2 separate regions of the Mus musculus genome follow, and region 1 is linked to region 2. Evidence: chromatin loops called from intact Hi-C (ENCODE). Cell type or tissue: left cerebral cortex. All regions are shown on one strand. Links, peaks and the distances in the headings refer to the core of each region. The heading gives the core; the rest is flanking DNA. Region 1 holds the start of Vars2 (valyl-tRNA synthetase 2, mitochondrial). Region 2 has its middle 21 kb from the start of Gm4577.

The links. Hi-C counts contacts between places; a loop is a spot of excess contacts. Peaks named below come from ENCODE experiments on the same cell type or tissue, not always from the same donor. Only the 100,000 strongest peaks of a DNase experiment are listed, where the experiment ranks them.
Region 1: a loop joins it to region 2, with 2.6 times the contacts of the local background. A loop is called at or near these places in 2 of 42 quality-filtered maps.

Annotation. Positions count from the first base shown.
Region 1 is chr17:35,660,214-35,670,884 of GRCm38, forward strand. It overlaps Vars2 (valyl-tRNA synthetase 2, mitochondrial), which reads right to left and starts at 7,379. Exons shown (of 29, transcript NM_175137.4): 1 at 6,860-7,379; 2 at 6,631-6,712; 3 at 6,442-6,542; 4 at 5,918-6,039; 5 at 5,760-5,826; 6 at 5,573-5,670; 7 at 4,558-4,639; 8 at 4,283-4,402; 9 at 3,858-3,969; 10 at 3,249-3,337; 11 at 2,791-2,881; 12 at 1,890-2,017; 13 at 1,689-1,792; 14 at 1,362-1,443; 4 more. The coding sequence starts at 7,060. It overlaps Gtf2h4 (general transcription factor II H, polypeptide 4), which reads right to left. Exons shown (of 14, transcript NM_010364.4): 5 at 10,653-10,671; 6 at 10,444-10,532; 7 at 10,152-10,263; 8 at 9,977-10,045; 9 at 9,735-9,818; 10 at 9,416-9,548; 11 at 9,096-9,226; 12 at 8,397-8,444; 13 at 8,215-8,293; 14 at 7,515-7,789. The coding sequence ends at 7,617. In left cerebral cortex, for the core only: CTCF peaks have their summits at 6,117 (motif pointing left) and 7,649; DNase peaks (open chromatin) are centred at 6,063, 6,605, 6,715, 6,957 and 1 more place; H3K4me3 peaks cover 1,799 bases; H3K27ac peaks cover 1,482 bases.
Region 2 is chr17:35,719,363-35,730,033 of GRCm38, forward strand. No RefSeq gene overlaps it. Among named protein-coding and RNA genes, the nearest start is that of Gm4577, 21 kb to the left of the region's middle. RefSeq lists an enhancer at 491-2,423. In left cerebral cortex, for the core only: a CTCF peak has its summit at 6,436 (motif pointing left); a DNase peak (open chromatin) is centred at 6,415.

The DNA of each region.
Region 1 (10,671 bases), core at 1,697-9,696, 59 kb before region 2:
CTCTCGCGGCCAACCCAGGGCAGAAAAGGGGAAAAGAGCCGAAGAGAACCAAGTGTCCAGGACGTCAGGGTCTGGAGACAAAAGAGGGAAGTGCGCGGCTGGAGCCCTAGTGCCTGAGGCCTCCAGGCCCTGCTGCCCATCCCACCCCGATTCCAGCAGCCCCCAAAGATCTGCCCTGCCGGCTTCTCACCCCTCTCCAGGGTCAGCTCTGCCTCTGGTCTCCCTGTCCGTTTTGCTGCTACCGCTCTGGCCTCAGCCTCTGACCGTCCGACCACCCAACATTCCTTCCTGTCATCCTGAAAAAATTGAGGAGAGAGAAGCAGAGGACGGGTGTGAGACTCTCGGTTTTCACACTGTCTCCTGAGTGATGAGTAGCAGACTCCTCTAGAGGAAAGAAAATGACACTCATGGGAACTGTCACACACTAGGTTCCACACAGAGCCCCCTGCCAGGTCTCTATCTGACCCTGACTGAGGCTCTCTCTACCACATTCAGTTGGTTCTCACTGACCTCTGCATTCTCCCCGATGACCCGGTAGGCTGGAATCTGATGGCCCCACCACAGCTGCCGGGAGACACACCAGTCCCTGTCAAAGAGGACACCGCTGACACCTCGACCTGACCGCAGGGTCCCCCTCCCACCTTCATGGAAGGCCTCCTTACCCAATGTGGGCAAACCAGTGTTGCCAGCTCTTCTGGTGGAAGGAGGGCCAGAGCTCCAGAGCCCCTGACTCCACAGCCTGTTAAAAAAGGTGGTGGATGCCCTTAATCCCAGACAGAGGTGGGAGGAGCCCTGTGAGTTCCAGGTCAGCCAGGACTACACAGTGAGGCCCTGTCTCAAAACCAACCAAACAAAAAACCTCAGAAGGGTGGCCAGTGAGACAGCCTAGCAAGCAAAGAGCTTGGCTCACACAGTGACAGCCTGAGTTCATCTTGTCTTCACATAGCACACACACAATTAAATAGTTTTAAAGTTTTAAAACTTCTGCATGTATGTATACTATTTGTGTACACATATGATGTATGCACACACAAGTATGGAGGTCATAGGACAACTTGGGGACTTGGCTCTCTCCTCCCACCATTCGGGTTTGGGGGATGTCCCAAGGCTAAGCTTAGCAGCTAGTGCCTTCACCTGCTAAGCCATCTCCTTTTCTCCCCCCAAAACATCAAAAACCTCAGAAGGGACCTTGCATGCTGTGCAAGAAGATTCTGGGCTAGAACAAGGGAAGAGGCCAGCCCTCCAGGCCCCTAGCCCGTCGCTACCAGAGCCCTTATGACAGGAGCTCTCCTCTCTGAGCTGTATCACACTTCTCAGAAGCTCCCACTCGAGGCCCAGTCCCTCCCCATACGGGGCCTTGCCTTGGCAGCTAGGTCCCCCATTTCCTGGCAGCGGACAAACCACTGGCTCTTCAGCAGGTACTCCACCACGTCCCCGGAACGGCTGCAAGGACAGCAAGTGAGAGGCCCTGTGCACTTAGGAACAGCTGGACAAAGTCTCACAGAAGCCCAGCCTGGTGGCACCCTTTATATTATGATCCCACACTTGACAGGCCAGGGTGGGTCACAGGACCCCAACTCAAACAGAGCCTACACTCTGGTCAGGGTACTGAGCCCATCCTGCTGTCCCTCGTAAGCTTCGTCCATTTCTCTTGGGATGAGCCTAAGGAAGGATTAAGATGGGGATACCTGCAGATGGGCAGTACCATGGGGTGCTCCTGTAGGCCCCGGAATAGGCCCTGCTCCCTCAGTGTGCACATGATCTTTTCCCGGGCCACAAATCGATGAAGGCCCTGGGGGAACGTGACAATATCAGAGGCTTCAGACTAGATGGGGAGGCAGGGCAGAGGGCACCTATAGGAGACAGGGTACCACCAAGGCTCCACCTACCTGCAGCCAGTCTCCACAGAGGGATGTCATGGTCCCATCCTCTGCAATGACACTCAGTGGGGTCAGGCCATGCCGGGTCCCTATCTCAGCATCTATTGGACTGTGAGCAGGAGTCACCTTCACTGCCCCTGGGGGAAACAGCTGCTCTGAGACTGGCACTAACCTTGGCTTTGGGATTTAAGAAACACTACATCTCATGCCTCATCTCCTCCTGCCTCCATCATCCCCACATCCCACCCTCATCCCCTCTTGCCTCCATCATCCCCACATCCCACCCTCATCCCCTCCTGCCTCCATCATCCCCACATCCCACCCTCATCCCCTCCTACCTCCATCATCCCCACATCCCACCCTCATGCCCTCCTGCCTCCATCATCCCCACATCCCACCCTCATCCCCTCCTGCCTCCATCATCCCCACATCCCACCCTCATCCCCTCCTGCCTCCATCATCCCCACATCCCACCCTCATCCCCTCCTGCCTCCATCATCCCCACATCCCACCCTCATCCCCTCCTGCCTCCATCATCCCCACATCCCACCCTCATCCCCTCTTGCCTCCATCATCCCCACATCCCACCCTCATCCCCTCCTGCCTCCATCATCCCCACATCCCACCCTCATCCCCTCCTGCCTCCATCATCCCCACATCCCACCCTCATCCCCTCCTGCCTCCATCATCCCCACATCCCACCCTCATCCCCTCCTGCCTCCATCATCCCCACATCCCACCCTCATCCCCTCTTGCCTCCATCATCCCCACATCCCACCCTCATCCCCTCCTGCCTCCATCATCCCCACATCCCACCCTCATCCCCTCCTGCCTCCATCATCCCCACCCCCAGCTCTCATGTTCTCCTCCTGTTCCTTTCCCTCCCTCCCTGGACCCGACTTCCACACACCTGTGCCCACATGTGGCTGAACAGTGGTGTCTGTGATGAGGGGGAGAAGCTGTCCTGTCAAAGGATGACGGAGCTGTCGCCCATGTAAATGCTAGAGGGAAGGTGAGCCATTAGGAACAGGCAGGAGTATAGGACAGAGGGTTTGGGCCATGAGAACCCTAGAGCAAGAGGGTAGAGATCACAAGGCAGGAGTTAGAGCAAGACCTAGCATCAGACTTCTGAGTGAGCCAAGAAGCAGTCCCTGGACAATCCCTCACTGCTATCACTGTGAAGGCAGCCATAGGAAGCATAAGCCAATTAGTGTGGCTGATACCCAGAAGGGCAGCAGCTGCATTTGGTCTGGAGGCCATGGTTAGTGAGAGCCGCCGCAGAGCTGAGGGGGGGTCTCAGAAGGAGCGTCTAACAAGAAAGGGGGCACTGTAGGGTGGGAGGGCCTGGTGCAGGCACACCCTACTCACCGTGTATCTCGGGTCATCTGGATGAACGGCCACAGCCACATCTCCAGGCAGGGTCTCTGGCCTGGTGGTTCCCACCACAATCTCTGTGTCTGGAGACAAGCATTCAAGCACTGAGGTCAGCCATCACCCCTTGCCCTCTCTCCCACACAGGGGAAGTAAGTAAGAGCTGGAGCAGGAAGGAGGAGGGGAGGGGGGAGGGGGAGCAGCCTGCCTCCTTCTCTGCTCTGAACTATCAGGAGTGCAGGTAACTAACAAACTACACTTTAGAACTAATCTTCTGCATTGTTTTACTAAGACAGGGCCTCATGTAGCTGTGGCTGGCTTGGAACTTACTATGTAGACCAGGCGAGCCTTGAACTTGGAATCCTCCCACTTCTGCCCCCAAAGGCTGTGATCTCAGGTACACTTGTCACTAGCTCAGAACTGATCTCTTAGTGGAAGACCTCACAGAGTCACACTAGGTTCCCAATGAAGAGGACCTCGTACCTTTTCTTCCCCTCCAGAATAAGTACCCACAACAGTGCAAACCTACCAGGGGCCCCGGAAACCTCACAGACTTGAGAAAACGGGAAGCAAGGGGAAGAGGGCAACTTTCAGGACCACACTCACCAGGCTCTCCATCCACAGGGAAAGCAACAGAAGCAAGGAGCCCAAAAGACACAGGGGTTGGGCATCCGGGCAGCTGCAGCACCGTGCGGCCAGGCAGAGGCCGGCTTTCCACCTGGAGGGTTGAGGAGGCAGGAAAGAGAAGTCTCTCTGTGGTGCTCACATCCAGGGCTCCTTACAGCTCTCCACCCTGCTTCCGTGCCCTCCCACCCACAGTAAAGTCACGGAGCTCACTCCCATGGCAGACCGCTCTGCTGAGCACAGCGGGAACTCTGTGGCTCTTCCACTGTCCCCACAGGTCACATGCCACCCTCTGATTGGCACGTGGAGAAGCAGAGTGATTGGAGCTTGAGAAAAATCAAATACAGACACCTGTGGCGGCCGCAAGGACCTCACTCCGTCAATCTGTCTTTCTTCCTCTCCCTCACCTCAATGTCTGAGATGGCCGATCGCAAAGTACATGACCAGTTGACAAGCTGGCGGTTCCGGTACAACAATCCCGAGTTGTAGAGTCGCACGAAAGCTTCCGTCACAGCTGCTGAGGAGCCCTGGAACGATCTGAATGTCCATACCTGACGTCCTCCCTCCCTCTGCTGAACTCAGGGATTCCCTCATCCCTCTACCAACACTTCCCACACTGGTCTTTAGCACACATACACCCCCCCACCCGCCCAAACCCACAGGGTCTGTGGCATGAACTCACGGCATCCATGGTGAAACACTCTCGATCCCAGTCCAGAGAGGCACCCAGAGCACACAGCTGTTCATAGATCTCCCCTCCTTTCCTGCACCAGAGATTTCTATCAGTAAATATGACCAGAGCACCTCCCAGCACTAACCATAGGTGCTCGCCAATGCCAGGTACCGGAGGAAATAAAGTGCGCATAGAGCTGACCCCGCTGATGGAGATAGAACCACACACCTGGGGTGGGGCGTCCTATGGCTTTAAAAGATACAGAAAGGTCTCTGCAGGGTTATCTAAACCTTTGGCTTCTCTGAGACACACAGGATGGATGGCTATTTTAGGCTACAACCAGTAGTGTCTAAGCTGTAGCCCACTGGTTGGAGGCACATACATGCACATACATACATGCATTCGTTTTGCATAACACCGTAACAGGTCATTGCCATGTACAAAGTTTACATTTGAGAATTATGTAGTAAAGCAAAAAGTCCTCAAAAGGTTTTAAGTTTACAATTCACAGCTACACTGGGATGCAAGAGGCCCATGGGCCAAGGCCTGTACACACCTATCGGGAGCAGCCACTTTGTGAAAAATGTGTGTGTGTGTGAGAGAGAGAGAAAGAGAGAGAGAAAATGAGAGAGAAAGAGAGAGAGAAGCACATGACCACCACAGACATAGGAAGGCCCAGGGGCATGGGAGAGGTGATGAAGTCCAAAGGAAAATAAGACAAGGAGGTTAAATAAACCACACATTTGTATATATCCATCCATATACACATAAATGTGTGCATCCTAACATGAGCATAGGACACACAAGTGTGCATCCCAACACAAGCATAGTACACACGTGTGTGCATTCTAACATGAGCACAGTATACAGACAAATGTGCACATTGTGACACACACGCACACACACACACTCTTGGCTCAGACATCATTCCCTCTGCTCCGAGACAGTGAAGCACAAGGCCAGAAAAACCAAATGCTACAAGTCAGAAGTAGTGCTGACAATCCCACTGGCCCTGCCCTCGTACTCATGTTTCCACTGCCACACGGCCCTGAGGAAGTCTTCCCGGCTCAGCTCATGTCTCCGCACCCTCTGCTCCTTCCATAGCTGCTTCTCCACCATGGCCTGAAATGGGATCAGGTGTAAATGAAAGCTAGTCAGGCTTCACATAAAGACGGCACTTTCAACCAAGCAGAGGGGGGCACAAGACCCACCTGTGTAGCAATTCCTGCGTGATCAGACCCGGGGATCCACAGCACGCGATCCCCACGCATCCGGTGCCTGCCACAGAAACACCATGGGGACTCTGAGCTCACTGATCCTCACTTCCAGCCTTCCCTTCGGGAACTGCAGTGGCCCCACCGCCTCTCACCAGCGCACAAGTGCGTCCTGGATCGCCACTGTGAGTGCATGGCCAATGTGCAGGGAGCCGGTGACATTGGGAGGTGGGATACACATGGAAAAGGTCTCCCCTGTAGCTTGGGGCAGCCTTGCCTGGAAGGAATGAGGAAGTCAGAGGCGAGGGAGAACTAGTTGTTGCTGTTGCCTAGGGGAACAGCACCCTCTGGTGCCTTGGGGCAAAAAGAACTTCAAGAAGGCCAGGTGTAGTGGCACACGTGTGAAAAGGCAGAGGAAGGCAGATCTCTGAGTTTGAGGCCAGCCTCGTCTACAGAGTTCCAGGACGGCCAGGACTACGTGGAGAAACAGTGTCTCAAATTTATTATTATTATTATTATTATTATTATTATTATTGAAATCCAACACGGGGGAGGCAAAAAGAAAACCAGGGGCCGAAAGAAATAAACATCAACTGTGAAGTTAGCCTGTGCCCACCAAGTTCAAGGGCCACTCACTCTGTCTTAAGGACCTCATAGAAGCCCTCTGCCGCGCACTGACCTGATACTCTGGTTTGAAGAAGCCCTCTCGCACCCACCACTGGTACCAGGCCGCTTCAACATACTGGGGACTGTAAGCAGGAGGCAGGGGCCCAGAAACATCTGTGGAAGCAGAACAGAGATCCACTACTGAACTGCATGTTAGCAGACCAAAGAGCAACAACATCGCAAAACACACCCTACACTTTACCTTTCTTTTCACCTGGCCCGGTGGGGATTTCATACAATACTACCTCCTTGTGACTCCAGGCCTTAGTGGGCACTGCAGGTATCTGCAGGGAGGAAACAGGGTGTGTGTGTGTGTTGCGGAGTGGGGGTGGAGGCTGCAATCCCCAATACACCACAGTCATCTGGATCCCTGCGCCAGTCTCTTTCAGCCCCTTCCCAAGTCTTGGGAGACCCAAGGACTGACCCCTGACCTTGCTCTTCTCAGCTAGCCCAGCCTCCAGGGCCGCCTGTTTCTCGCGCAGGCGCTTCTGTTTGGCTTCACGGTTCCTCCGAGAGACAGGGGAGCCGTGGGGCTCCGGCTGTGTACAAAGTGCCTGGGGCCTGGAAAGACCCCATGAGGGCCTCAGCCCCCAGAGCGGTGGCCGGAAAGAGGCCAGAGGCAAATGAGGCATCGGGAGTGTTTGGGAAGGGATGGAGGTCTGCTCACTACGAGGCCATGGGATGCAGGAGGTCGCAACCCTTCACTCCCATCCGCAGGACCCTCTCTCACTCTACGTCCTTCCGCCTAGGGGCGGAGCGCACGGTGTGGACAGCACTCTGGAATCACTGAAACCAGGGCGTCCAGAGAAGGCGGGAGCTCTGCCCGTCACCGGGCACTGACGCGGACACGAAGGTTGGGGTTCGGAAGCCTGGGACCACCCCCACCCCCGCAACCTCGGCCATGCGCCTCTAACTCGAACGTCCCGGCGAACTCAGAGCCGATAGGTGCATGGCGAGGTGCGCGCGCATGCGTGGGCGGGGACACGCAGGCGCATGCGTAAAAGACTCTCGCTCCTCCGGCTTTCTGGCTAGAAGCGGGTATCACTGCGTTGGGTAGGGAAACGCCGGCAGACGTCTGAAGCCGCGTAGATTTTTTTCCATAATTTTATTAAACAAGAAATATCCCGGTGTGTAAACAAAATACATCTGAGTTGGAAAGCTGCCCGCCCGGGGCTGGACCTGGCCGGCTCAGGAGCTGTGCTTCTGCCGCTTCCAGAAGCGCTTGACGTCGCTGTGCCCTGCCGGCGTCACCACCATCAGCCGCTTGGCCGAGTTCTCGAACACAAGCACGCCCAGCTCCCGCGCGTGGGCCAGCAGCAGTTCAAAGTCCACTTGCGACAGGAACTGGTTATACAGGACGCCTGGGGTCGGGTGGGACAGGCAGGAGGTGAGGGGCTGCAGTGGTCTCTGCCCCTCCAAGCAGCATGCAGGCAGGGGCTGCAGGCCACAGTTCTTAGGACTAATTCTCTACGGATAGTCGACTGTTCAACTTTAACACCTGTGGCATCCAGACACTCGAAAAGACAGCAGAATCCACAAGAAAAGCCACGCAAACCCACCTAAAGAGAAGACTGAATTACCCTGCCTCTTATCCCCTCACCTAGCTTAATTCAAACTGCACTGATTTGGGACATATTTCCTGCTACTAATATACCAAAATAAAAGATCAGTCTTCCTCTCCTTCCCTTTTGAGAAACAAATACGAAATGCACAAAACTTTTGCGTGAAATTGCTGGCCTTACCTCTTTAGCCAATGATTGAGATTAGGTCAGCGGAAGCCACTCACCTTCAGTGAACCGGAGTCTGTCCCTTTCCAGCTCCCACAGCCGAATCTGGTCTGTTATGGTGGGGGGCAGCACAGGATTCTGCAGGACAAGGGTGAGGCTATAGGACCTGGCTTCTCATCCATCCTCTCGCGGCTAGGTGCCCAGGCTGCCAGCCCCCCTGAGTCTTGGTACCCAGTCATACCTGTTTGAGCATCACTGGATGTGCCCTTGTCCTTAGGAAATGGATTATCTAGGAAAACACAAGAATGTAGAAAATCGGGCTGGCGAGATGGCTCAGTGGGTAAGAGCACTGACAGCTCTTCAGAAGATCCCGAGTTCAAATCCCAGCAACCACATGGTGGTTCACAACCACTGTAATGAGATCTGACGCTCTCTTCTGGTGCGTACTTATGTATAATAAAACTTTAAAAAAGAAGAATGTAGAAAGTCATCTGAGCTAATGTCACTGAAACAGCATCTCTGTTCTCCTAGCCACAAGCCTGACAAGACCCAGGCCTGTTCTACTGTTACTTTCAGGTGCACCTCCTGCGAGTCCCTCTATGATGCATCTGTTCTCTCCATAGTCTTGCCTTGTTTTTCTTTCTTTAAGATGGCAGTAGCAACCATATCTCAGCAGGCTCTAAGCTAAGCATCTTAACATCTAGTCTTCCAGCACCCCTGGACTGCTGTTTACTGGGAGCAGAGTAAGGCTCGCAAAGACAAGGCAGCCGTGAACTGTGGAGTGAGACAGATTCAGAGCTAGACCGTCTCACTCCATGACCTTCCAGGTTACCCCGGTGACTCGCCACCTCCCCTGACAGACCTGAGGCTGTGACAGGAATACCTTGGCCCCCAGGATGAGCACAGCCCCTCTCCCGACCTCTACTCCAAGTAGGGATACCTGCTGAGCTGTGATGCCACTAGCAATGGCCTGCTGCACACTCTCCCGGGTCACTTGTGCCACCACCATGTTGGGGAATCGATAGAGCATTTCGGAGAAAAGGGCAATGAGAGCGATCTGCAGTTCCGACTCTGCCCCAGGGATAGAGGAGGAGGAGTGAGGAGGCTGCCCAGCCCTGCCTTCCTCCAGCCCCACCCTCAAGTGTAGGAATAAATACTAGGGAGCTACATAAACCACCCAGGAAACACGGTCCTAACTGGATTTTTTCCTGTGTCCTTCCCCTCTGCATTCCCTACCCACTCACCCCCACACAGACCCACCGGTATAGGCGTACAGTCGGTAATTAGTTTCCACGACAATGAAGCCTGGCTGGTGCACAGTGCCCCCAGCCCCAGAGACACCAGATGAGAGGTTGATGGCCAGGCGTGTGGGGTAGTAACGCCGGGACTTCCTCTGGAAGAACACAGGGCAAGATGGGGTCCTCTTTCTGGTAACCACCCTCCTGTGAAACCTCCTCCCTCAAATGACCCAAGTACTCAGTCCTAGCTACTAGTACTAGTACCCAAGTACTAGTCCTAGTCTTGCAGCTGCACCCCAGCACCCGACTCTCCTAGAGGCCAGGTGGCTGGGTGTACATACCTTCCTCTGGAAAACAAGCCCGAACTCACGCAGGTGTTGCAGGAAGTTCAACAAAGAGTCACTCATCCCCTCCACAGAGTAGTCCTGGGGAAGAGATGGCCAGCTGGGGGCTATGACACGTCCACCGGTCACTACCCAGCCTATGTGCCCTCCTTGCTTTGCCTTCTCGGGGGGTTCTGTGGTCACTGCCGTTTTCCTCCATAACCTCTCCTCACCTCCCTGCCCTCCAGCCCCCTACTGACCTTGCCAAGAGTGGAGAAGCTGAGCTGGAAAAGGAAGGAGAGAATCTCCACCAGATCCATGCCCCGGCTCTGGGAAGGAAGCGGCAGAGCGGCAGGAGGTGAGACAGGAAGAGGGAGTGAGGGAGTTACTCAGCGGGACAGGAGCACGCCATCCGTCCGAGGCCCTGGCTCTTACCTGGGCTGTCTGCAGATACTGCAGCATGAAGTACCAGAGCTGGGCAGGCGTGTCCAGTAGCAGGAACTGGAAGCCAGCGGAAGTGATGCAGGGTGGCTCTCCAGGTTCAGTGCTAGACACAGAGCGGGCTGATGGTGGCAGCTTGCAAAGGCTGCACTGAGTCCATCTTACACACACTTAGGCCCCTCCTCTCAGCCAGCTCTCTCCAGTTCCTCCTAACCCCAGACACCCATTTTATATGAGACCCAAGGAGATGGCCGAGCGGAGAGCTGCCGTGCTCTGCCCTCCTTACCTTTTCATAAGCCCGGCCTGGCTGAGGAGCTGAGCCAGGTCTTGGCTGACAGCTGCACTGGGGGAGCCCACCATGAAGTGCAAGACCACCTAGAGACGAAAAGGGTCAGGAGCCTGGGGTCTCGAGGGTTACAGGGAACCGGAGCACAGTGGAGGCCGGTTCCTCGGCTCCCAGGGGGAACGGGCGCACAGCAGAGGCACACTCCTCACCTCCCAGCGCTCCTCAGCA
Region 2 (10,671 bases), core at 1,819-9,818:
AATCATAGCACCAGTTGTGATGGCATACAGCTTTAATCCCAGCACTCGGGAGGCAGAAGGAGGTGGATCTCTGAGTTCGAGGCCAGCCTGGTTTACAGATCGAGTTCCAGGACAGCCAGGGCTTCACAAAGAAACCTTGTCTTAGAAAAGCAAAACAAATAATCTCAATAAAATAAGCAAATAAATGGATTAACCCTAGTTATTAGGTCAGAACCTGAGTGATATAGTCACCACCCCCACCCCCAAAGGCTCCACTCCCTGCTATCCCGTTTCCTGCTATGCTGGGGACCAAACCCGTGAGCTCATTAGAACATGCCTGATTCAGACCACAACAGTGGACAAACATCTTCCCTCCTACCCCGCAATTGACAAATGTTTCCTATGGCCAGCATTCATAGTTTCAAGTTACAAGGCGACAGTCTGAGCAACAGCTGTGGGTCACAGACCTGAGGTGTCTATGAGAATTGCCAAAAGGGGTTGACAGACTGAATAGAGAGGCTGGGTCAGGTGGGCTCCCGGCCATCAGACACCCCAGATAGGGCTGCTCAGGGGACAGAGATGGGTCCTTGGCCTGGGTGCTGCTGTCCTTGAATTTTAACCTTGAAGGATAAGGAGGACATTAGAGTCCCTGCTCAGCTGAGAGGGACAAGAAATCACAAAGAAGGCCCTGGGGCACTCAGTTTCCAACTGCACAGCAAGATGGGAGCGTGTGGCTTCAGCATCGATTTTCCACTTCTTTGGTTTTTGTTTTTAAGATTTATTTATTTTATGTGTGAGTGCTCTATCTGCATGTCCACCTGCATGCCAGAAGAGGGCATTAGATCCCCGCATAGAGGGTTGTGAGCCACCAAGTGGTTGTTGGGAATTGAACTCAGGACCTCTGGCAGAGCAGTCAATTCTCTTAACTGCTGAGCCATCTCTCCAGTCCCCACTTCCTATCTTTTTAAGGCACGGTCCCTACAGGCATAACCACATACCAGTATCCCAGGGACCCTTCTCTAAGACTGCCATCCACCCCTCCCCCAGTCCTGAGGCCCAGCTCCTTCAGAGATGGATCCTGTCCAGGTCCTGCTGACAGCTCCGAGAGGCCCTCTCGCTAGCTCGCTCTCTGCCTCTCTGCAGCACCCCCAAATTCTCTACATTCCAGGGAGGGAGTTATCTCAGTCTCCAGCTGCTTGTGAGGAATGAGCAACACACATTTCCACACTCCGCATATTAAAGAGATGGGGAAGGCGCCAGAGACCGATGTCAGCATCTCGCTGGGAGAAGAGGGAGGCGAGATGGGAGGCCACTGCCAGCCCCCAGGGACTGGGAACGCCAGCCTTCTCCAGGCAGGGCTTGGCAGCCACCCCCGCCACGGCTGCCCCTCACACCTTTCTTCTTTTTTCCCTCACTGCGTTGCCTCCCCTCCTCCTCCCCCTCCTCGACACCACCGTCTCTCACACCTTTCTTTTTTTCCTCTCTGCGACCCACCCCACTCCTGCGTGAGTCCTCCCACCGCTACTAGTTTTCTGTCTTCTGCTCTGTTTCACCTTCACATTCTTTCTTATCACTCTTTTTTTTTTTTTCCTTCCCTCTTGGGTCCACATTGGCTGTACTGGGCACCCAACAACAACAACAAAAATTGCTTTGTGGGGCTGGAGACATGCCTATACTGCTCTGCCAGAGGACCCGAGTGCAGTGCCCGGGACCTTCACCTCCCCCCAGGCTCCCCAGAGCAGCTCACAATGGGTTCAGCTCTAGATTTTGGGGTCTGCGGCTCTCTTTTGGACCCTGAGAGCACAAACGTACACTTACTCACTCAGCCACACATATACATGACTAATGTTTTCTAAGGCTGCCCTTAGGCCAAGTGCTATGGTGCATGTTTGTATTATCTTGGGAAACTGAGGCAGGAGGATTATTTGAGACCAGGAATTCAAGGTCAGGCTGAGGAAACTACTAAGACTCTGTATCAAAAAAGAAAGACAGTACAAAGGCTCGGAGCCTGGAGCAGAACTGATAGAGCTCTTGCTTAGCCTAAGGCCCTGAGTTTGGTCCCCTGTCACCGAAAAAACATTTTTTTATGTCCTAGTCAAGCATGGTGGCCCATATCCATAATCATAGCACTTGAGGAGTAGAGTCAGGAAGATTAACAGTTCAGGGTCATCCTGAGCTACATAGCTAACCTGGGCTACCTACATGAGACTTTGTTCAGACAAAAATAACAAAAATGTCCTCAAGACATTCCACAGTGCACCTTCAGTTCAGAGCTGAGGTCACTCCCATAGGGCTACCGCCACAGCACCACCAGTGGCAGCAGTTTTCTGACCATAAGACACAGACTTGTGGGAGGCCGAGTGAGTGAAGGTAATTTACGCTTTTCTTTTCTTTACCTGACCTCACTTACAAACGAAGAAAAAGGACTTTGGACTCCCTTGGCCTAGGAGGCCAGAGTTCAGAAGGCTTCTGTGGGATAGAGCCTGGAATGTCTGGTGAGGATCATGTGATAGGAGGTATGCAGAGAGCCCAGGGCCTTTGAGGGAAGCCAAGAGGAAGAGTCCTTGTTCTGGGAAGCCATGGAGCTGTCCCTACTTCCGCAGCTCACAGCCCAGCAAGCCCTCAGGGGAGGCTCCCTACGGAGCAGAGTGGGAGGTAGGGAGTACCTGGACAAGCCGTGGCTGGCCAGGCATGGACTCCCGAGTCCACAAATAGCCTCACGTAGACAAGTAGTGGAGTCCGTGCCACCAGGAGACCTCGGGATTTTGGCAGTGAGAACATTCGAGCTCTGGATGGCTTGTCCTGGGGCAGAACTCCTGAGGCTGATGTGGACCACACAAGCTGAGGGCTGGTGGAGTGCAAAGATGACTGTCTGGCTTAGTGGAGCTTGGGGATCCTGGAAGGGGACACAGCCAGGAACTAACACCTGTTTCATGCAACCGTGGTGTTCCTTCAGTCTTTCATTTTGGGATCATATCTCATTATGTAACCCATGAGGGTTGGGGGAGGTTGGAGCTCACAGCAATCCTCCTGCCTCAGCTCCTGAGTTTTGGGACTTCAGGCATGAGCCACACTCCCTGGCTTCATGCAACCCTTTTGCAAAGGTACCAGTTTGGCAGAATGATTGGCACCTAAGAGTCTGTGAACAGTTTCTCCTACACGCTGTTCTGTATCCCATGTTTTTTTTTTTTTTTTTTAATCAGCCAGCACTCAGGAGGCAGAGCCAGAAGGATTACCATGAGGTCAAGGCCTGCCTGGACTAGATATCGGGACTCTGTATCAAAAAATAAAACAGAAAACAATACCAAGGAAGATATCAAGCACAAAGGTGAACTGTCCTGATTCCCTTTGCTTCCCAGAAACAGGAACGTTTCTCTGAAACAGGAAATCAAATTCCTCTGCTGAGCATGCTGGGATTGGAGAGGGATAGCAAGAAGGTGGTGGAGGGGAAATTTTAAAATATTCCTCACCAGCTACAACCGAAAGGATTTGGAGCTAGGCGCCAGCGCCACATCCCTCAGGCCTTTGACAGCTCTTGGCCACTTACTCTTGAAAACACCGGGGTTGGAGAAGTGGCCCAGCAGCTAAGAGCACAGGCTGCTCTTCCGAAGGACCTGAGTTCAGTTCCCAACACCCATGTGACAGACAGCTCACAACCATCCGCAGCTCCAGTTCCAGGAGATCGGATGCCCTTTTCTGACCGCTGGTGTGGAACTCACGGGGATTCCCCCTGCCTCTACCCACTGAGTCCTGAGATTGAAGGCATGAGCCACCCCACCTAAGCAGGTTTTGATAAATTTTCTTATTCCTACTGGGGCTGCTTCAGAGTTAGCCAGACCTGTAATAATTTCGCTCAAACTCAGAACTCAAAAGCAGCCTGGGATTCTAAATCAGTTTGGGACCCGTACAGTGAGTTTGGGATCTTGTCAAACAACAATAAACTAACCGAAGGATTCTCCATCCGAAATAATTTTCCTTTCGAGGAAGGAGACCTCTAAAGCCCACTCCGCAGTGACACACTTCCTCCAGCAAGGCCACCTCCTAACAATGCCACTCCCTATGCGGCCCCCCATATTCAAACTGCAACAGCAGGTGTCCATGGAATTGAGAAGAGGTGTTAGAAACCCTGGAGCAGCTGGGTGGCAGTGGCACACGTCTTTAATCCCAGCACCTGGGAGGCGGAGGCGGAGGCGGAGGCGGAGGCGGAGGCGGAGGCGGAGGCGGAGGCGGAGGCGGAGGCGGAGGCGGAGGCGGAGGCGGAGGCGGAGGCAGAGGCAGAGGCAGGTGGATTTCTGAGTTTGAGGCCAGCCTGGTCTACAGAGTGAGTTCCAGGACAGTCAGGACTACACAGAGAATCCCTGTCTCGAAAAAAACAAAAACAAAAACAAGAAACCCTGGAGCTGGAGTTACAAGCAGTTGTGAGCCCCCTGATGTGGGTTCTAGGAACCAAGCTTAGGACCTCTGCAGAGTAGTGAGTGCTCTTGGTCACAGAGCCATCTTCCCATCTCTCTCATCCTTTAGATGAAAAGGAGACTATCCGGGCTGGAGGGGTGGCGCAGAGGGTTCATGTGCACCTGTTGCCCTTGCAGAGGACCTGGGTTCGGTTCTCAGTACCCACATGTGGTTCACACCCATCAGTAACTCCTGGTGCAGAGTATTCAGCACCCTCTTCTGACTTCCCTGGGCACCAGGCACACATGAAAAAGAGATGCTGGGTGAGAGACATTAGCTCCACACAGGGATCCTGGGTGTTCTTGATCCTCAGGTGTCCAGGTCACAGCCACGCTATTGCATCGACTGTGAATGCCTGGCAGAACGTGAGCTGTGACTCCTCGCCCTGGCTTGCTGAGGAGACCCAGCAAGGGGGTGTCTTCTGTTGGCATTCTGTCTAAACCCCACCCCCACAGTTACCTGGCAACAGTGGTCTGGCCCACATAAACGGGGCTGCTTGCCCCCTCCTCCCTCTCTTACCCCTGCTTCTCTCTCTTGCCCCCTTGCTCCTCCTCTCTTCCCACCCATTCCCTTGCCCCCACTCTCCACCTGTTCATGGCCAGCCTCTACTTCCCTACTCTCTTCCTCTTTCTGCCTCTGCTACCCTCCTAACTCTCCTCCCCACACCCTGACAAAACTCTATTCTATACTATACCATCGTGTGGCTGGTCCCTCAGGGGGAAGGGATGCCTTGACATGGGCCCGCTGAGACACCCCCTCCCCCCACACCTCCCCACATCCCCCTTAGAACATAACTTAATATTTCTTTATCTTTTTATAATCACAACACCTTCTGTGTCCTCCATCCTGCCACTGACTCAGCTGTCTCCCCTTTGCAAAAGCCGCAAGGTGAGCATTCACCTGCTGACTGCCATCCAGGCTCTCGGCCCCCCTCACAGACGCCGCAGGGTATCCAGCACCTCAGCTCCTCTATCCTCTCCCAACTTAGACCCCATCCCTACACATCGACAGTCTGGTAGCACCGGCATTGAACATGGTCCTTTTCTAGAAAAACGAAGCATCCTCAGAGCCATTCAGGTCCCATAATCCTGAAATACTTATGGTATTACTGGATGGTGTTCCAACACCATCTTTGCTGCTCTGAGCAGTGCTTTGCTAGAGGCACAGTGTGTATGGCATTGCAAGACACTCTTTATGCCATTCAAACAAAAGCTGGGCTAGGCCCTCGGGTGCTTGTCACCTTAGGCTTAGGCTGCCTCTTCAGCCCTCACTCCATTTTCTGCCCTTATGTCCTCCGCTCGCCTGTGCTGGGTGGGCAGGTCAGCCTGACAGGCCCTGAGCCACACTGCTGAAGCTCCACCCTGGCCTCTATAACACCTGGCAGAAGTAAGGAGAATTTGCCAGTGGTCCTCAACCTTTTTTTGTGTGTGTGGGGTGGGAGAGGAAAGATTGAAGTGTTTGAGACAGGGTTTCTCTGTGTAACCTTGGCTGTCCTGGATCTTGCTTTGTAGATCAGGCTGTCTTCAGAGGTCACTTGCTTCTGCCTCCCAAGTGCTGGTATTAAAGGCATGCGCCACCATAGTCTGGCTGGCCTTGAACCTCTTAATGCCACTGATGGTACCTTCTGGAGAGTGGTGGAATTCATCTAGAAGCAGGGGCTCATGGGTCAGCACCCGCACCCGTCTCATCCCTCTGCTGGGTCTCCAACCCCTGTACTGTGACCCTGACAGCAAAGGAGAAGTCCCAATGGCATTTGAAAAGTGAGAGCCCTTACTGCTCTTCCCCAGCACATTGTCAAGGGTTGTTGTGTTACATAACTAGAGGCACGTGTAACTCAGAAGTGCGACAGATCCAAGCTGCTGCAGAAGACTGGGTTGAATAGGTCAGTTAGGAAAGCTGAATCATGACTTTGCACTCACAGAAAAGCCATTTGCAGTGCACACAGACGCGCGCGTGCCCTCTAGGTGTGAAGTGTGGAAAGGGCGTCCCCTGGTGGCCTCCTTCTGAACTGCAAGCCCCGCCCAGCGCAGCCATGCAATCTGAGATCTCCTGAAGGACTGGATTTTTTTCCCTTCAGCGCCAACTTTCACTCCTGGCATTCTCTGTCCTGAGCTGACACCCAGTTCCAGGAAGAACTGGCCTCTGGAACAAACTTGCACAGGCGGCCCAGGAGACAGTCTGGCTATGCAGCTTGTCTAAAGTAACTTTGAGACGACTTCACAGGGCTCCATTCCGCTGCATGCCCAAATCCCCGCCCTGCAAAAGGTGCCAGGACCGCAGGGTTACTGTGCCTGTCCCTGGCACGGGGCCTCATTCTCAGTACAGTAGCTGCCCTTTATCTAAAGCTTTAGTCTTCACATTTTCAAACGCTCCTGTGTCAGCCACGCCACAAAATATGGAGTGGAGAATTCCAGAAACAAACAGTCATAGTTCTAAATGCCTCCTATAGGGGATACCGTTATAATTGTCCTATGATTAGCTGTTGTTAATTTCTTATTGTACCTAGTTTATCAATTAAGCAACAGATGATGGCATGTGCCTGGAATCCTAAAACTTGAGAGATAGAGGCAGAAGGAATTCAAGGTAACCCTATCTTTACAAAAATAAAATAAAAATAAAAAAGCTAGAGGCTGCAGAGATGGTTCAGCAGTTAAAGGCACACAGGCACGTACATACTGCTCTTGCAGAGGACAGGATTTTGCTTCCCAGAACCCATTGAGCAGCCCATAAGCTTTAAGTGGCCTGACACTCCTGGCCTCCTCCTGATATATCAGGCAAACATGAAGCATCCACACAGGCTGTTACTGTCTGGCTTTAGACACATTCCCTGTGACAACCTAAAGACATAAAGCTTTCATCTGAAAAGCAATAAGAGAGAGTTTATTCTGGAGACTTTATGGCTGACTGTGGCCCAGGAACACAAATTTATGTTACTCCCAAATTCCCTGTTCCAACATTTTTATAGTTTTACAGAACAGAGAGCTAGGTCTCAAACCCAGGACAAACTGCTGAGGTGCCTACTGAGCATATCAAAGCAGACCTGGCTGGCAGGTTCTCCCAGAATCTCTTGGTTCCTACCTGTTACAGGGTATGGCTGGCATATCCTGCCCCCTACCCTAAATTACTCCAACCCAGGGGCTGGCCTGCCCTTCCTATATAATTCAGCCATTTTGGTTACCTGACTTTTTTGCCTACCCTCTTGCCTCTCCCCTCTCCTCACATGGCCTGGCTCAGGGTGCCATGCTCACACTGGCTCTCCCAGACGTCCCTGCCTCTAGCTAAGTGGCCCCTTTTATCTACACACACAGGAACAGCCATGTTCTTCCTTTTCTCTTTTCTTTGTTTTTTTTTTTTCCATTCACAAAGTCATAAATCAAGATAAGCTGAAAACACATCGGTAGGCACACAGCGAGGCAGTCACATGGAGACTTTCTAGGCCAAGATGCTATCTGATGCAAGATGCTATCTGATGACATCTTAGCTCTGGGATTGGTGGAAGCTAGTGTTCCGCTGAGCTAGTAGCTTCCAAGCGGTTTTTATTTATTATCATGGGGATAACTAACGTTCAGATACAGCGGGGGGAGGGGGGGCAAGGAATGGCTGTTCTAGAAGGTAAAACTAACCCAGATAAAGTAATTAGCCTCTGAACCTACAACAGTCCAATCTCTGCACATCACTGAAACCCCAACCTGTCCTTCAGTCTCTGGAGACACAGAAACTCCTTCCAGGAGCCCTTTTGTCCACAGCCAGACATGGCTTCTTTTCAGGAATGTTTGCTCACACTTGGGGATCTTAGAATCTGTTTCCTGTGGCTAAGACAAACCTGCTGCATATTGCAAAGGAGGGCCCACTGCCTCTGCAGCATCCTGTTTGGAGCACCTGTCCTGCGCCGCTGAGAAGGGTGTGTCAGAAGAGGCATCCAGAGGGGGCAGCTCTTGGGCTCGGCCTCTGCTGGAAGCAACCATTGACGAAATCAAGGAGGATTTGCAACATTGGACAATGTACTCACTGGGCTTTTAGAACTCCGCTACACCCTGGGCACCCTGGTTTTGAGGGAGGAGAGGTCCCGAGCACACATGAGAGCCAGGGACTCTCGGGGACTAAATGTTGGCACAACCCTGGAGATCACAGCTCCTCAAATGCATTCTCCAGGTTGGGAGGAGGGTGACATACTTTCCTTGGTTCTCAGTTTCCGCTACCCTACCGGGCCTTCCACTTGAGCCTGGAGAGATTTGCATGTGATTGGAGGTTGTTAAGGTGCTTAAAGCCACAGTAATTAACACCCATGCAGAGATAGATGCCCTGCTACTGAGCCAGAGAAGTTAGTCCTGCAGCTTCTAAGACATGGCAGTGAGAAGCCCCCTATTAAAGAAAAATACTTAGTCAGGCAGTGACGGCACACACCTTTAACCCCAAATAGGGAGGCAGAGGCAGGTGGATGTCTAAGTTCCAGGTTGGCCTGATCTACAGAGTTCCAGGCAGCCAGGGCTACACAGAGAAACTATGCCTTTTTTTTTTTTTTTGGTTTTTCGAGACAGGGTTTTTCGAGACTCTGTTCTGGAACTTTGTAGACCAGGCTGGCCTCGAACTCAGAAATCTGTCTGCCTCTGCCTCCCAAGTGCTGGGACTAAAGGTGTATGCCACCACGCCTGGCGAAACTATGTCTTGTAAACAAAAGAAGAAGAAGGAGGAGGGAGAGAAGGAAGAGGAGGAGCAGGAGGAGCAGGAGGAAACAGTTTAAAACCCTATGTTGGGGCCAGGTTCATACCTTTAATACCCCATCCTTAAGGGGCCTCTGTGAGTCTGAAGCCAGCTGGGTTACAGAGAGTTCCAGGATAGACAGAGATACATAGTGAGGCCCTGTCTCAAAAAAAAAAAAAAAAAAAAAAAGAGAGAAAAATGGGAGCAGGGGGTGCTATAGAGATGGGCCAGTAGCTAAAGCATTGCCTGCTCTTCCAGAGAACCTAGATTCCATTCCTAGCACCCATGTGGCACTTGATAGCTGTCTAAAACGCTAGTTCTAGGGTATTCTGGCTTCCTTCCAAAGGCAATGAATACATATGATGCATAGACATACATGCAAGCAAAAACAACCATACATGCATGATAGAAATAAATGAATCCCTTCCCTTTCTCCCTCTTGCTTCAGCCCCACTCGCTCTGGCCCATAAGTTTTTTATTTGTTGTGGATGGTTGTGAGCCACCATGTGGCTGCTGGTGTTCTTGACCACTGAACCATCTCACCAGCCCTAAATAAATCTTTTTTTAAAAAGCAAGCAAAAGACAGCCAAGTTGGGGGCCGGTAAATGGCTCAGTAAGTGAAAGTGCTTGCAGCAAAAGCCTAGCACCCTGAGTTCAAGTCCCAGCAACATCCGAACTAAGCATGGTGATGAATTCACGTCATCCCAGCACCAGGGAAGTAGAAACAGGAGGATCAGAAGTTCAGGATCATTGTACTGGCTAGTTTTGTGTCAACTTGACACAGCTGGAGTTATCACAGAGAAAGGAGCTTCAGTTGAGAAAATGCCTCCATGAGATCCAACTGTAAGGCATTTTCTCAACTAGTGATCAAGGGGGAAAGGCCCCTTGTGGGTGGGACCATCTCTGGGCTGGTAGTCTTGGGTTCTATAAGAGAGCAGGCTGAGCAAGCCAGAGGAAGCAAGCCAGTAAAGAACATCCCTCCATGGCCTCTGCATCAGCTCCTGCTTCCTAACCTGTTTGAGTTCCAGTCCTGACTTCCTTGGTGGTAAACAGCAGTATGGAAGTGTAAGCTGAATAAACCCTTTCCTCCCCAACTTGCTTCTTGGTCATGATGTTTGTGCAGGAATAGAAACCCTGACTAAGACAGTCATCTCAGGCTACAAGATGATTTGAAGACCAGCCTAGGGTATATGAGACCTTATCTCAAAATAAATAAGTAAAGTACATCAGAAGCTGGGATTTGCCTCTCCCTGTCTCTCTTTCACTATCTTCAGGAAAAAAAAGGGGGGGGGGGCTGGTGAGATGGCTCAGTGGGTAAGAGCACCTGACTGCTCTTCCAAAGGTTCAGAGTTCAAATCCCAGCAACCAGATGGTGGCTCACAACCATCCATAACAAGATCTGATTCCCTCTTCTGGATTGTCTGAAGACAGCTACAGTGTACTTACATATAATAAATAAATGAATCTTTAAAAAAAAAAGAAAAAAATTACAAATAACTCCTTGCCTGGGACACTGGCCTGGGGGAGCCTATGAGTTTC